2 separate regions of the Homo sapiens genome follow, and region 1 is linked to region 2. Evidence: chromatin contacts called from ENCODE Hi-C or POLR2A ChIA-PET data. All regions are on one chromosome and are shown on one strand. Each heading gives the region's core, a stretch centred on a gene start or an enhancer-like site at or near the end of the contact. The rest is flanking DNA. Distances are from core to core; before and after follow the strand shown. Region 1 overlaps FNDC3B (fibronectin type III domain containing 3B). Region 2 has its middle 34 kb from the start of TNIK.

Region 1 (2,700 bases), core at 180-2,679, 730 kb after region 2:
CTATTTACATATTATCTTTGGAGAAATGTCTATTCAATTCCTTTAGCCATTTTTAAGTAGGGTTGTTTGTCTTTTTGTTGAGTTGTGAGAGTTCTTCATATATTCTGGATACAAGTCCCTTATCAAATATGATTTGTAAATATTTTTCCCATTCTATAGGATGTGTTTTCATTTTCCTAGTTATGTCTTTTGATGCACAAAAGTTTCTAATTTTGATGAAGTTCATTTTATCTGTCTTTTGTTGCTTGTACTTTTGGTGTCTATAGATCTGTTGCCAAATGCAGTGTCATGAAGATTTACTTCTGTTTTCTTCTAAGAGTTTTATTTTTTTTAAGCTTCTATAAGTAGGTCTATGATCCATTTTGAGTTGATTTTTGTATATGATATGAGATAGGGGTCCAAGTTCATTCTTTTTGTCTATTTGGAGTCCCTGGAATTTTGATAGGATTACATTGACTCTAGATCACTTTGAGTATTATTGCTAGCTTAATAATAAATCTTCCATGGCTGGGTGTGGTGGCTCATGCCTGTAATCCCAGTACTTTGGAGGCCGAGGAATATCACTTGAGCCCCAGGAGTTTGAGATCAGCCTGGGCAATATAGTGAGACTCTGGCTCTATTAAAAAAAAATAAATAAATCTTCTTTTTCATGCTACTATTTAGCAGTGTTTTGTAGTTTCAGTATATAGACCATTCACTCCATTGATTAAATTTATCACCAGGTATTTTATTCTTTTGGATGCTGTTATGATTGGAATTGTTTTCTTAATTTTCTGATTGTTCATTCCTGGTGTGTAGAAACACAATTGGCTTTTTTTGTGCAGATATTATACCTTGCAGGTTTACTGAATTAGTGTGCTAGCTCTAGTAATTTTTTTTGTGGGATCTTTGAGATTTTCTATACGTTGGGATATGTCATATGTGAGTAGATAAGTTTTACTTCTTCCAATTTGGATGCCTTTCTTTTTCTTGCCTAATTGTTCTGGCTAGAACTTCCAGTACAATGTTGAATCTCAGTGATGAAAGTGGACATCCTTGTCTAGTTCCTGATGTTGGTGGAAAGTCTGGTTCTTATAGTCTTCTGTCTCATGAAGTCAGAGCTTATCAAAGCATGGTCCCTAGACAGCAGCATCCATACCACCTGGGACCTTGTTAGAAATACTCATTCTTGGAGGTTCCCTCTGAACTTTCTGATTCTGACACTGTGCGAAGTGGGGCCTAGCAATTTGTATTTTAAGAAACGCTCTAGATGATGTGGATGCACACTGAAGTTGAAGAACCACTGCAGCAGAGTTCGAATTTCTTTAAAGTTAGCATCTGTGCTTTATTTTCTTTGTCTTCCTTTTAGTTCCCTTGTGGGATTAATCAGTGTTGAATAATTTAAAAAAAAAAAAGAATGTCAAGGCTAACCAAAGTGCCTACATTATCTCTTAGCTTGTGTAAGAGTCTTGAGTCACCATGAATGATTGCAGATTCATCATTAGACATTTATGAGATTCATCAGAAGACCTCACATTTTGTATGCAGTCTTAGACCCATTGCAAACAGCTTAAATGTACTTGTATTTAGACCATTTGTTCTGATAATTACTTTCACCATTATTATCTGTTTACCTACTAGCTGTGGCCTTATGGCTACTTCTGCCAGCAAGAATTTCTGTTCCTCAGCTATTTAAAAAGACTGAAGGGTCACTTTTATAGGATAAATTAGATTTTATCACATCATTATTTCATCTTTGCCTTATTTTCATCTTGCTATGTTGTGATGTCAACTCCTTTACATCCTTTTTGAGCAAGATGATATTTAAATCAATTAGGAAAAAATGTGATCTATTGCAGCTAATGGCTATTGTTGAAAAATAGCCGTTTAGACACACAAGTACCAGTTTATAGACAAGCACAATAATTCTATGAATTCATTATCAGATTATAGACAAGCACATGAATACTCAGATGATAAAAATACCATTTAAAAGTGCCTGAAATTATAGTATAATTGATTAGTTTATAGCTGATCTTTTTCTAAGACTTGTTTAAATGATGATTTGTACCCTGGATTCCCAGTTTCCACCATTTCAGACTTCCAAACTTTATTTGTAATTCACCTAATCAGTCTGGTTCTGTCTGCTCCCAGAATGGGTGAATGTTGTGAAGATAGCATCTGAGATGTGTGAGCTCTAGGTCAGCAGTTCCCAACCTTTTTGGCACCAGGGACCGTTTTTGTGGAAGACAATTTTTCCACGGATTGGGGGTGAGGGGGGCTGTTTCAGAATGAAACTGTTCCACCTCAGATCATCAGGCATTAGTTAGATTCTCATAAGGAGCACACAGCCTAGATCCCTCTTCACGATAGGGTTCGCTGCTGATTAGGAATCTAATGCCGCTGCCGATCTGACAGGAGGCAGAGCTCAGGCAGTAATGCTCGCTTGCCCACTGTTCATCTCCTGCTGTGCAGCCCATTTCCTAACTGGCCACAAACCAATAGTGGTCCGTGGCCTGGGGATTGGGCGCCCCTGCTCTTGGGGATCCCTGGTAGCAGGGAAGAAACAGAGGATGAGGCAGAATGATCTTGCAGCCTTGGTGGAGGCTCAGGAGCTCTCCAAGAGCTTGTGTGGTCCTAAGAATACAATGTTGCTGGTCTTTCCTTTTGTCTCTTTGATGTGTGAATACTGTCATACAATCATTGCATTAATTACCATTG
Region 2 (2,700 bases), core at 71-2,570:
AGACAAACATCCACAGTGAGGCTGCAGTGACAGCCTCTCTTTACTGGGCAAAGTCAGCTTACTTCCCACTTCCCGTTACTCCTACCACCAAAACCATTGCAGAATCCTGAACTATGAACCCCTATGTTCACTTTCCTAGAGATGTGGAATACTCCTCTGGAACTGTGGCTTTCTGAAGGAAGCTGATTCTTTTTTTTTTTTTTTTTTTTTTGAGACGGAGTTTCGCTCTTGTTGCCCGGTGACTGGAATGCAATGGCGCGATCTCGGCTCACAGCAACCTCCGCCTCCCAGGTTCAAGAGATTCTCCTGCCTCAGCCTCCCAAGTAGCTGGAATTACAGGCATGCACCACCAAGTCCGGATAATTTTGTACTTTTTTAAAAGTAGAGACAAGGTTTCTCCACGTTGGTCGGGCTGGTCTCGAATTCTCGACCTCAGGTGATCCACCCGCCGCAGCCTTCCAAAATGCTGGGATTACAGGCATGAGCCACCGTGAAATCTCTCATTGCTACTCCATTCTTTCTGCCCAACTTGACTTAGTAGCTTATATTCAGAACTAGCAAAGAACAGGAAAAAGCAATAAAAATAATAAGTAGATTGATGAGCAGGTGGACTGAATAATTACTTTCAGTTATAGAACTCCTCCTATTTACCTTCCAGGTTCTAATTTATGTGCTGTATTATTTCTAATACTTGGCATTGTTGCTAATATTTACATTATCTCTAACTTCAACAGGAGGCATTATTACTCCATTTCAGAGGTGTTAAAACTTAGCCTGAGAGAGGTTGAGTTATTGAACAGAGCAGGTTTAGAACCCAGACCTGTTTGATTCCAAGGCCCTGCCCCTTTGAATGTCATGGCCTTTTACTCTGTGCCCTGAGATGGCTCAGTACTTGCTTAGTGGGCCCAATAGAGTGCTGAAGGAGAAAGAAGAGCACTGGATTAGGAGTCTTATGTCTGGATGCACCATCGAAGTGGAACCCAGGCATGGGCAGCTGTTTAAATGATCTCCAAATGGCCCATGGCTGAATCATCTCCATCTTCATGTTGTTTGCCAACAAAACAGACATTCTTTGCCACAGTTGGTTTTTGTTTGTTCATTTCTCTGATATGTCGACCCTACTTAATATAGGGAAATAGAAAATTTCCTGATTAAATTAAATGAGATCGAACTCAAGTCTGTTTGGAAGATGGATTTAGGTGGAGGATAAACAGTAGGGTAAGTTTCTGGAAAGTGAACTCAAAATGGCAGCACCCTGGCTGTCAAACCTCATTTCCTTTTCTCGTTTCCTTTTCATCTCACATCCCCATCTCATAAATGCTCATCTTTCCTCTGTGAACTGACTGATGTCAATCACATAGAGAACTTCAAACTCCCTCAGAGTTCCTTTAAAGAGAATCAACCCTAATGTGGTTTCCATCTAGTTAAGTGCTTGAGTCTTGTGTAAGTAAACAACCCAACTTTGACACCAGAAAGTTTATGGTATGGTTGGGGTTGTGGTTGGAGTGGAGGAGAAGCAGGTTTAAGGGAAATTTTAAGTAGGAGATTTCTCTTCAGAAAAGAAAATGAAGTCTCGGCTGAAGTTGTTCTCTATTTCATCAGTGTTACAGGCACTCCACACCAAGCTCAGGTTGCACCCTGCCCTCTGCACTTTACCTTGGGCTACAGGTCTGGGCAAGGGAAGTCGTAACAATTCATTGCCCTATTTCCTGCAAGAAGATCAAGTCTAGGGCTCACGAAGCCAAAGAAGAGAAATTCTTCTCCAGTGACTGAAAAGTCACCTTCTTCAGCTCCTTCACCTTCACTCTTTTCTCTTCAGGGAAAGCTGCCCTTCTCCTGGGGACTGGTATGTTACCTTATGAATACTGGGAATTGGGTAGCTGATTTTCAGTTTTAGTGTTTGCTGCAAGGAAGCTTACATACAAATTTGGGATGCACTTCTAGTAGAGTGTGCTGGCCTTCAGGGCATAACTTGGAACACTAATCTTACCTCGTTTTCACCTGATTCCTCCTACAATCTCTTTTATTTTCCATAGGTATCTTAATTTGATGGATTTTTTAACATCCTGCATTGTTTGTGTCTTTGCAAGCTGTCTTCAATTGTTCTGGAACAAGTAGTAAGAACTCCATATATCTGTCAAGCCACATATTTAGGTGTCTGTCCAACATACAATAACACTCTTCTCCCCATTTTTCTGTAGGAACTGCCTTAGCCACAGGAATGAGACCCCAAGTCAACCTGTTTGCACTATGTGATCCTGCCTGTTGGGCCAACTTAACTGGGATTGAGGTATATACCTAACCCAACCTGAGCCACACAAATTCTCTCCTCTGGGAATTTGAAATTGGGAGTGGCAAATGCCTAGTCTGCTAGGCTGGGTACTTGACTATGTAAATATCTGCAGCATTGATTCTTAACCCTGGCTGCCCCATAGAATCACCAGGGACACTGAAAAAATACTGGTCCATCTCTGCTTATTAAGGAATTTGAAGATATATACATTGGATGTGACCCATTAATTCTTCTCCCAGATAAATCTACTGATTGGATTTATTATCATCATTCCTCTAAAGAGTTTGTGACTGGAGCATATGAAATGTAACCCTTAAATTTTTCTACCTCTCATTGAAAATTGTTGCATAGAAAGGATGCAAAACCAAAGTACTTTCTGTTCACTTCAGTCCCAACATCTGCAAATA

The links. Hi-C counts contacts between places; a loop is a spot of excess contacts on that map. ChIA-PET counts read pairs that join two places held with the same protein, here RNA polymerase II (POLR2A).
Region 1: a map with no recorded cell type shows a loop between it and region 2 (2.6-fold over the local background). The contact joins two enhancer-like sites. A Hi-C loop is called at or near these places in 1 of 37 single-sample maps with no recorded cell type. POLR2A ChIA-PET finds 5 or more read pairs at or near these places in 1 of 52 experiments (A673).

What each region holds. Positions count from the first base shown.
Region 1 is chr3:172,220,307-172,223,006 of GRCh38, forward strand. All of the region lies in intron 3 of FNDC3B (fibronectin type III domain containing 3B), which reads left to right. Among named protein-coding and RNA genes, the nearest start is that of FNDC3B, 180 kb to the left of the region's middle. RefSeq lists an enhancer at 2,467-2,700. Within about 2 kb of position 1,430, at least 4 of the 41 ENCODE cell types and tissues checked have a DNase peak (open chromatin) inside an H3K27ac peak, as active enhancers do.
Region 2 is chr3:171,493,276-171,495,975 of GRCh38, forward strand. No RefSeq gene overlaps it. Among named protein-coding and RNA genes, the nearest start is that of TNIK, 34 kb to the left of the region's middle. Within about 2 kb of position 1,321, at least 3 of the 41 ENCODE cell types and tissues checked have a DNase peak (open chromatin) inside an H3K27ac peak, as active enhancers do.